Regions from separate parts of the Homo sapiens genome. Here region 1 is linked to region 2. Evidence: chromatin contacts called from ENCODE Hi-C or POLR2A ChIA-PET data. All regions are on one chromosome and are shown on one strand. Each heading gives the region's core, a stretch centred on a gene start or an enhancer-like site at or near the end of the contact. The rest is flanking DNA. Distances are from core to core; before and after follow the strand shown.

Region 1 (5,356 bases), core at 240-2,739, 73 kb before region 2:
ATGGTGTTTCTCTAGGGCAGAGAGGTCAATGTCTAAACTTCTCTGTCTTGCCAGGTTGTCCCTTCCTGTTCCTTTATCTAGAGAGAACTGGCACTAGTTGGAATTTTATTTTGCTTATTTGTTTGTTTTGGTTGGTGTTTTTGGATTGCTGGCTTCTCCAGCGCCCGATCTGGGATAGATTAGGCAAGAAAAAAACCAAGGGAACTCTCTATCATGTTATTACCTGGGTCCTGAGGCTCCTAGTCAGTCTGAATCTTTCTCTCTACATTTCAGGCTTCTTATGTTTTTGCTGTGTATACCGCCCAGGACTTTTAGCAGGAGGCACAGGGAAAACCTTCCAGCAGGAGTGAGAAACATTTTACAAGAAAAGCACCTCTATTCCATGCTCATTTGAAAGTGGAACTGTTCCCCTCCAATTTGTAGACCTTTATTATTATTATTTCTTCTGCTAATACTTTTGATATTGTGTGAAACTATGGTTGGTGATGGGGGGACATCCCTGTTTTTCTCTTGGCTTCTGAGGGACAGCCTCTCATGTGTATCCATTGAACTTCTTTTAAAGAAGTAGCCTATTTTTCTTTTGTCTTGGTTATTTCCTAAAGTCAAGAATCATTGCTGAGGCCAGGCGTGGTGGCTCATACCTATAATCCCAGCACTTTGGGAGGCCAAGGTGGGCAGATCACCTGAGGTCAGGGGTTTGAGATCAGGCTGGCCAACATGGCAAAAACTAAAAATACAAAATTACCAGCCCGGCCACCCCATCTCTACTAAAAATATAAAAATTAGCCAGATGTGGTGGCAGGTGCCTGTAATCCCAGCTACTCGGGAGGCTGAGGCAGGGAGAATTGCTTGAACCCGGGAGGCGGAGGTTGCAGTAAGCCGAGATCGTGCCACTGCACTTCAGCCTGGGTGACAGAGCGAGACTATGTCAAAAAAAAATCATTGCTGAATTGCTGTCAATTTTTTTTGGTATTTATGGAGAAAATTATGAGCACACATTTATCCCCATTTTATAGAGAACACAGCTGACACCTCAAGAAGCTGAGTGCCATGCCCAACATTACATAGCTCAGATGTATTCAAGCCGGGATTCTACCTCAGGCCTACCTGGCTTCCGAGTCCACAGATTTTACAACTTAGTATACTTGTGACACACAGAAAGGACAGTGACCAGGTGACTTTGTTGACACAGCTCAGCAGTTTATAGGTGTACAAGAGGTGATGCTGTGTGACATGATAGGCTCTGTGGTTTTCTGTCCTGCATCTGCTGAAGTTCAACATATGGCTTTTGTCATGATGCTCCTGTACAGCTTGCTTTTAATTTATCTGCTCAGGAAGTCTCAACTTTCACATAGTGTTTGGTTGCCAGTAGAAACCCATTGTGATATTATTTTCCAGCTCATCTCATCAGGGCCTGTCCAAAGTCCAGTGGTTTTCTCCACAGGTCATCTAATGTGAGTGAGTCAGAAGCCATGGCTGCTGAATCATAAATTTAGAATCCACATGGCTCCTGATTCTTTCTTTACTGTGGCCACCAGATCATCCTCCTTGCTGAGCATGACAAAGCACTAACTAGTGAATGGGAAACATATTTCAGGGAAGCTAACACGGAGGTGAAAAATAGACTTGGGCTTTCTGAAGAGAAGGTCTTATTTAATGGAATAAGCATTCTATTGGTCTCTCAGGCAATACGACAACCTTTTGGGTAGAGCTTCTCAACGGGGTGCCAGGGCATGCCAAGTTGCTACAAATGGATTACAGGTGTGTCTGAGATACTGATCCTCTTAATTCTTGGGGCAGCCGGGCAGGTTCTGGGGCTCTCCAGAGTTGTGGCCTAGTTACCTCCAGCTGTGAGCAGCTCCTTCAATTTACCCTGGAAAGCCATGAAAAAGGTATCATTTTCTATGTGCACCAAGAGGAGAAAAAGGCTGGGAGCACTGTTTGTGGAGATGTCTTCAGAGTCAGGTACCATATTGCGGAGTTGATGAGCTCCAGTTTTCTGATGCTGTGCTAAGCTCCATTTACATTAGAACTATAGTGCTTTCTTGGGGGTAGGGGCTCTTCTGATTGTAAAAACAAAGAGTAACAGAGAGTGTCACTGGTCTCTGTGAAGGTGTGAAGGGTATAGATGGTATTAACATGTCTTGTTCACCAAATCATGGAATTCTGGAATGAAGGTGGACATTAGCTGAAGCTGAGAAAGATAGTTTGATAAAAAGTTAAGAAAACTATAGTTATTTCATCCAATAAGTTTAAAAACTAAGAAATGAAAATACCTTCAAACTGAGAACATAGAAACCCAAAATCTAAAGGTCTCTATTGGTTGTTTTTTGTTTTGTTTTGTCTTGTTTTGTTTTTTTTGAGACAGAGTCTCACTCTGTTGCCCAGGCTGGAGTACTGTGATGTGATCTTGGCTCCTTGCAACCTCCGCTTCCCAGCTTCAAGCGATTGTCCTGCCTTAGCCTCTTGAGTAGCTGGGATTACTGGCACGTGCCACATCCCGGCTAATTTTATATTTTTAATAGAGATGGGGTTTCGCCATGTTGGCCAGCCTGGTCTCGAACTCCTGACCTCAGATGATCCACCCTCCTTGGCCTCCCAAAGTGCTGGGATTACAGGCGTGCGCCACTGAGCCTGGCCTTCATTGTGTTTCTAAGGGAATTAAGGGACTCGAAGGACATCCTTACCCTCTGAGGTTGCTATCAGGTAGATAACCAAATTCATTTCAGAGCTCCTGGCTCCACAGTCAAGGACACATTGTCCAGCTTACTGGAGCATCTCTACTCTTTTCAGTTCTGCTGTGTCTTGATTTCCTTTTTGAGCCCCACTGTAGCCCCTTCCTTTACCAGCTATCCCCACAGCCCTTGGGCCAGGGTAGCTGTTATCATCTACCCAAGCAGCTGAGAGTGGAGGTAGTTTCAGAAGTGAGCATTTAGAGAAGTCAGTGGAAAAATAGGTTTGTTGCCTATTAAGCGTCTAATGTTTTTGACTATTAATGGAATATTCTGTGTCATATTGGGGTTCTTTTGGGGGTAGGTAAAAAGATTCACTCTACTTAGAGCACAGATGAGGTAAGGAGGGACCAGGGTGGGGCAAGAACAGGAGGAAGCAGTGGTCACAGGTGGGGCTGGCAGTTTATGTCCCACTGGAGCTGGGGAAGTGGAGTATGCTATCAGACGGGCAGGCAGTCTTCAGTTATTATCTGTTCTCACCATTGCTGCTGCTGCTGATGCTGCTATTGTTATTAATACCATTATGTCAGCACCACATATTTAGGGCTGATTATGAGTGAAGCTCTGTGCAGAACCTTTCACCTGCATTACCTTACTTAATCCTCCTGACAGCCCTGCAGCTTTAGTGTCATTGTCCAGATGAAGAAACTGAGGTAGAGATCGGTGATCCAGACACACAGACCTGTAGGTGATCCAGATACACAGAGTGAGAACTTGAACCCTACAGGGCTTCAAGTTCCATGTGCTTTCACCTCATCCTGTTGTCTTCCTAATCAGGCAAAGTTTCAGGGGCAGAGATTGAAGAAATGGTGGGGTATTCCAACAGAAGGGACACAGCAAAAGGAAATCAGGATGTGTGGGGTAGAATGGGTCCTAGAACACTGAAGAAGTGAGCAGAGAGAGCTTTCACCTGGGGCTGTGGATTTGGAAGCCCTCAGTATAGGGGTTAAAGCCAAGAGAAGGAATTAGCATGTCTAGCAAGGGTAGAATGAGTGAGGAAAGCAGTGGGCCAAAGAGAAGGTTGGAAAACACAAACAGGTAAAGGCTGGGCAGAAGAGGAGAAGTCCAGGGATGGGCCTGGGAACGAGTAGCCAGAGACATGGGAGGGGAAGAGGAAAGAGAATGAGTGGAATAAAAATGGGAAGAACTTGGGGCATCTTGGCTGCCAAAGAGCTCTTGTCTTCCATTCAGGTGGCCGAGCTGGCACTCAAGGCTGGAGTGGCTTCCAATGCTAGGGGAGCAAAGGCCTCGTGCAAGCGTGCTGCCATGGCGCCAGAAGCAGAGAGCAGGTCTGGTCCTAAAGCCAACATTCCCTGCTCCCCACGGGAAGGTGAACTCTGTCCAGCTTGTTCCAAGCACAGTCTCTACTGTTTGTTCACACTCAGAATACTTTTGCTAAAGCTCTGCAAAGCACTTGGATGATGCAAATCACCACTCTTTGCAAAGCACTACACCAAGGCTGGCTACTTTTACTTCAAGCTGCCTGAACATAATTGTGTCTGGGAAGTGCTCCTATTCCTGTCTGTCATCAGCACCTTTGGATTCAAAGTTGATCAAACTGTTCACCTCAATCTTTGCAATTTATATGTTTTTAAAGCCCTGGAGGTTGTGGGTATGGTTAACTGAACACTTCGATGAGTGTCAGATCCTTGCCATTTTTGACACCTTCTGAACATCTTGAAGCTGTTGTACAGACAAATCCTCAATTTATTTTGGACCACACTCTGGGATGGAATTGTTATGAGAGGTGTATTGGGAATATTTTTGTTGAATATTTTTAGAAATCTTGCATTCTTTAAAGGCATTCTTATCTTCATGAGATTCTACTAAAAAACCTGTTTGTGGGAGACACACAGTGGAATTTAAGAAAGAAAAGTGAAGGGTTCCTTTGGGGAAGGGGACAGTCATGTTGACTTAGAAAGCAATCACACTGCTGGCAAATGTATGGGATTCTGAAAGCTTACAGAAAGGGAATCTCCTAATAGACTAAGCTAGGCTTAGTGGGTTATCTGTGAACATTATGCAATATTTTCATGGGGTGAATTGGAGGAGAGGGAAGTAGGAAGAAGAGAAGGAGGAGAAAGTGGGAGGCAGAACAAAGAGGCAGACATTTCATTCCAACAGCCAAGGACTTGCACACTGGAAACAGTGACCCTGAAGTGCGCATCAGACTGTTGGCTCACAGGAGAGGCATGGCAGGACCCTTTCTTCTCTTTCCCAGTCACCCCCAACATTATTTGACTCATCCTTCTGGACATATTTCTAGCTGTACCTCTGAACTCTGAATGTTCCCCAAGCTCATTGCAATGCACAAGTGAAAATTATTCATATGTTTGGAGGTTACACAAAGCTGAAAATGCTGTCAGAAGTAAAGGGATACAGTTACACAATCAGGCCGATCTGTTATGAGAAAAGGACAGCTTTGCTGGTAACAGCCTAATGGCTAAGTGCTGAAGACAGGTAAAGCAAGATGAGGAGTCCCTTCTGGTCATCTTCAGGGTAGAGACAGTTGTCGTGAGCAGATGCTTAAGAGGATGCACATCAATCAAGGCAAGTGTCACAGAGCTGGATGCCAGCCACCCAGCTGGTTGCATGGAATCTTCAGAGATGACTCAGGGTATGCA
Region 2 (5,232 bases), core at 1,070-3,569:
ACTCCCAGCCCTGTGAACTCTGTCTATGGCAAGACCAAACTTCCTGGTTAATAACAATGCAAAAATAACAGATATTATTCTATTTACAGATGTTTAGGGGTCAAAAAGTGAAAAAAGCCAATATTCTAGTAGTGTTACATTATTCTTTTATAAACTAAGCATTGTTTTTTGTATTCTCTAGTAAGAGTTGAAAACACCCCTACTGCACCTGCGTTTTGTTAGAAAAACTTCACCTGGGGTGTGAGAATGCAGGCCAAATGCATTGTGGGTGCTGAGGCAGTGAATTATCACCTGCTCATTATTGCTCTGGAAGAAATTATAGTTAGACTGTCTGTATACTATTCAGTGCTGATTGGTGCAATGTATATTAGTTCATAAGACCAAGGAAGCCTCTTTGGATTTGCTAATCAATACCAATCACTTAGGCCTTATTATAGAATATGTAGTAGCATAAAGAGGTGGTATGATCCTGTGCAAAGAGCTTGGGCTTTGGCAAAATTTTGACAGCTTTGGGCCTGCTGCATGATCTTGGGCCAGGTACAAAATCTCTCCGGGCCTTGGTTTTCATATCTGGAAAATGGGGGTTTTGTTGTTGAATTAACAAATGTAAAATGGGCTCATAGTAGACACTTAAAAATGCAGTTCCCTGGACCCACTCTCATGTATTTTGAAGTAATCCATCTGCATCTCTCTGAGTGGCCTGTCCCCCTCACACATAGCTCTTTTCTCTTCCCACACTGGGTCTCATTTCACGTGCACAGCAGCCCACTAGGGAAGGCCCTGCTATGCCCAGCATCCGCCTTAGGTTCAGATGGGCTTCCTCTCTGCTCCTGAAGCATTTTGATCACTTTCAGCTTGTGTTCACCACAATATTTGCCTTTCTCCCCAGTTAGAACCTGGAGGAAAGAAACTGTGTTTTGTTCTTCCCAACTTTGTTCCCTTAAGGTTTAACATTCTGTCAGGCACATAGATGATGGTCAAAATAGTAAGTAAATGACTGAATAAAGAAATGACAAATGAATGAATGATGTACAGCCAGTTCACATTCTCAAAGAGTATGTGCCTTCACAAAAGTGAACTTGATCATAAGTTTTGAAAATGAACTCAGGACATACTAGATCAGCCCAAACTCAATTTACAATTCAAAGTTGCTGCTTCTAAGGTAGGATAACAACAATTACACATGACTAGTATTTATTGAACACTTACTATGTGCTAGGCACTATGCTAATCACTCTGCATATCTCCTGTCGTTAGTCCTTGCAAGCACTCATGACCCATGCATTTTTATTATTCCCACGTTACAGATTAATACACTGAAGCTTAGGGGGGTTAAATAGCCTTCCCAAAGTTGCACAGCTGCCAGTGGCTGAGCTAAGATTTGAACTGTGTCTTTCTGATTCACAGACCTGCGTTCTAGCTCCCTTGTCGCCCTGAGAAAAGACCAGTGAGTCCTGATGGATACCAGTAACATTGACAGCCGCAAAGGAGTTAATGTTTGTATATACGGCTTGTACTGTAGTCTTATAGTGAACAAAACTCACTGTTACATAGTTGCCTATGTGAGTTCCACTTCCCCTGATCCGTGGTCTGAAGCTCTACCACTTTTTTTCTCATTCTCACCCAAGAGGGGCAGCTGAAATGAAACCCACCGTCATCAACCAGGAACTGAACTCTCAAAAGAAATGAAGAATCCAGGGGCAACGGCAGTCTCGCTATTCATTAATGGGTTTATTGAGAACTCTCTTGACATTGAGCTGTAACTACAACATTTAAGAAAATCTCAAATTTGAAAATAAATAAGTTGGCTGACATACAGACATTTTACATATGAATTTAATAAAATCAATTTTTCTTTTTGAAATATTTGGTAATCTCTAAAATATATCAACTGCAACCCAGGAACATTGTATCCCAAGTTGTGATTCATGAAATGAAACGGAAATGTATTATGTAATTCAGTGGGGAGTGTCCAGCACAGAGCTCATTAGGGCTGTTGCTGGTGATGTGGACTGCAGTTTGGAAGCTCTGTGGTTTGGGCACGCTTCTCACAGTCCTTACCTCCCCTTCCTCCGTGGACATTTTAACCAAATATCGTCACCCTTTTAAAAATATCATTCTTGAGCATTTTGCCCACAGATGAGGATAATTCAGGGGAAGACGTAGGAAAAACTCTGAATTGTTTCCTATCTCCTCTTGCTTTACCATTAACCTATCTCGTAATGAGTCAGGCTCAGAACTGACTCATGGCCTTTCTATGTAGTTCCTGGATCCAGACCAGGCCTAGCCCATATATTGCACAGGTGGACACCATGGTGTCATCTGAGGTGAATGCAGCCCAGAGGAGAAAAAGGGACTTCCCCAGAATCATACGGTTCTTTAATGTCAGAGCCAGAACTGACTCTGAAATCTCTGGATTTTTTTTTTTTTTTTTCAGTTCATCGCACAGCCTGAACTTGTAGTAAAAGCATAGTTTTCCCTACATATGGTAATTTCCATGAAAACAAATAAAAAAGTGAGGAAAAAAGCACTGATCTGTAAAATACTTTTCTTTCAATCCTATCTGAGATTTTATGGCACTTCTTTGTTTAAAATTTTTTTTATTGAGATAAAATTTACGTTGCATAAGATTTGCCATTTTAGCTATTTCAGAATTTACGATTCAGTGGATTTTAGAACATTTATAATGGTGTACGGCCATCACCACTACCTAATTCTAGAATTTGTTTTACCCCAAAAGAAACCCTGTACCTGTAAAGTGTTCACTCCTCCTCTCCCTCTCCCCTGAAACCCTGGCAACCATTAATCTACGTTCTGTCTCTATGGATTTACTTATTTTGGATATTTTATATAAATGGAATCATACACTTTGTGGCCTTATGTGTCTGGCTTCTTTCAGTCTGGTCCTTGCTTGGTAGTGGTGAATTCTCTCAGCATTAGTTTGCCTGGAAAAGACTGTATCTTTCCTTCATTTATGAAATTTAGTTTCAGTGGATACAAAATTCTTGGCTGAGAATTGTTTTGTTTAAGGAGGCTAAAAATAGGACCCCACTCCCTTCTAGCTTGTAGGGTTTCTTCTGAGAAATCTGCTGTTAATCTGATAGGTTTTCCTTTATAGGTTACCTGATGCTTTTGCCTCATAGCTCTTCTTTCCTTTGTCTTGACTTTATATAACCCGATGACTATGTGCCTAGTTGATGATCTTTTTGCAATGAATTTCCCACGTGTTCTCTGAGCTTCTTGTACTTGGATATCTATATCTCTAGCAAGGTTGAGGAAGCTCTTCTTGATTATTCTCTCAAAGACATTTTCCAATCTTTTAGATTTCTCTTCTTTCTCGGGAAACCAATTATTCTTAGGTTTGGACGTTTAACATAGTACCAAACTTCTTGGAGGCTTTGTTCAGTTTCTAAAATTCTTTTTTTTCTTTGTTTTTGATGGATTAGGTTAATTCAAAAGCCTTGTCTTTGAGCTCTGAAGTTATTTCTTCTGCTTGTTCAATTCTATTGCTGAGACTTTCCAGTGCATTTTGCATTTCTCTAAGTGTGTCCTTGATTTTTCAGAAGTTGTGACTGTTTTCTATTTATGCTACCTACTTCACTGAAGAATTTTCTTTTCATATCCTGTATCATTATTTTGATTTCTTTAAGTTGGACTTCACCTTTTTCTGGTGCCTCCTTGATTAGCTTAATAATCAACCTTCTGAATTCTTTTTCTGGCAATTCAGAGATTTCATCTTGGTTTGGATCCATTGCTGGTGAGCTGGTATGGGAGTGTTAACGAACCTTGTTTTGTCATATTACCAGAATTGTTTTTCTGGTTCCTTCTTATTTGGGTAGACTGAGGGAAGATCAAAGGGAAGATCTGGGATTCAAGGGCTGTTGTTTAGATTATTTTGTCCCACGGGGTGCTTTAGTGATGTGGTGTTCTCTGCCTTCCCCTAGGAATGGGGTTTCCTGAGATCTGAACTGCAGTGATCGTTTTTGCTCTGTTGGGTCTAGCCACACAGCACAGCTACCGAGCTCTGGGCTGGTCTGGAAAGAGTCCTGTGATGTGACCCATTTTCAGGTCTTGCAGCTGTGGATACCAGCACCTGCTCTTGTGGGGGTAGCAGGGGAGTGAAGTGGACTCTGTGAGGGTTCTTGGTTTTGTTGTTTAGCGCGCTGGCTTTGTATTGGTTTGGCCTCCAGACAGGAGGTGGCAATTTCAAGAGTGTATCAGCTGCAGTCCTATAGGGAGGATGCAAACTTGCCCTAGAGACACCTGGGTTAAGTATTCAGGTTTCTTAGGCAGTGGGCAGGGCCATAGAGCTCCTAAGAGATTATGATCTTTGTCTCTGGCTACCAGAGTGGGTGGAGAAAGACCACCAGGTCGGGGCAGGGATAGGCATGTCTGAGCTCAGCTTCTCCTTGGGTGGGACTTGCTGCATGTGGGAAATGGGGGTGTGGTACCCAGTTCAATGGAGTTACATTCCCAGGGGGATTATGGCTGCCTCTGGTGAGTCATACAGGTCATGAGGGAAGTGAAGAAAAGCCTGCAGTCACAGGCCTCATCCCACTCCTATACAGCCCACAGTCCTAAAGGCCAATCTCACTCCCACCATGCACCCCAACAGCACCAGGGCTGAGAGTTTGAGTCTATTTCCGGGCAGCCAGTGACCAGGGCTGAGAACTTGCCCCAGACCACGAGCCTCCCCCATTGAGAAAGCAAGCAGACTCACAGTTTTTTGGCATCTCAGGGAGTCTGCAGTGGTAATCCAGTTCCTTCAAAAGTCTGTGGATTCTCTTGGCTTTCTTGGTATGTTCATGTGGTAGTTCTTGGAGCAAAAGTTTACGATATGAGTCTCTACATGCTGCTCTGCCCATTTGAGTGGGAGCTGCAAGTTAGTCCTACTTCCTGTCCACCATCTTAATCCCTTCATCTCCTTTTTTGTTTTGAGGAAATTATTTTCTATTCCTAGCTTGTAGATTGATTTTTTTTAATCCTGGAAGGGTGTTGTATTTTTTTTTTTTTTTTTTTTTTACTGCTCTTTCTCCATCAATGAGGTGATCATATGGGGTTTCCCTCCTTTCTTTCTATTAATATAGTATAGTACCTTGGCTTCTTTTCTTATGTTGAACCACCCTTGCATTCTTTGAATAAATGCAATTTGGTCATGATATAAAATCCTTTTAATGTGTTGTTGGATTCAGTTTGATAATATTTGTTGAGAAATTTTGCATCTATATTCAC

What was found. A loop is a pair of places that touch in the nucleus more often than their neighbours do. ChIA-PET counts read pairs that join two places held with the same protein, here RNA polymerase II (POLR2A). Pooled maps may share reads with other maps.
Region 1: a loop to region 2 is called in a map of mammary epithelial cell, with 12 times the contacts of the local background. The contact joins two enhancer-like sites. A Hi-C loop is called at or near these places in 5 of 168 maps with a recorded cell type or tissue (Calu3, MCF 10A, PC-3 and 2 more), 1 of 37 single-sample maps with no recorded cell type and 3 of 50 pooled maps. POLR2A ChIA-PET finds 5 or more read pairs at or near these places in 5 of 52 experiments (AG04449, AG04450, MCF 10A and 2 more).

The regions. Positions count from the first base shown.
Region 1 is chr2:19,608,109-19,613,464 of GRCh38, reverse strand. No RefSeq gene overlaps it. Among named protein-coding and RNA genes, the nearest start is that of LINC01808, 140 kb to the right of the region's middle. Within about 2 kb of position 1,489, at least 4 of the 41 ENCODE cell types and tissues checked have a DNase peak (open chromatin) inside an H3K27ac peak, as active enhancers do; they include PC-3, PC-9 and mammary epithelial cell, where a contact is called at or near this core.
Region 2 is chr2:19,535,603-19,540,834 of GRCh38, reverse strand. No RefSeq gene overlaps it. Among named protein-coding and RNA genes, the nearest start is that of LINC01808, 69 kb to the right of the region's middle. Within about 2 kb of position 2,319, at least 11 of the 41 ENCODE cell types and tissues checked have a DNase peak (open chromatin) inside an H3K27ac peak, as active enhancers do; they include PC-3, PC-9 and mammary epithelial cell, where a contact is called at or near this core.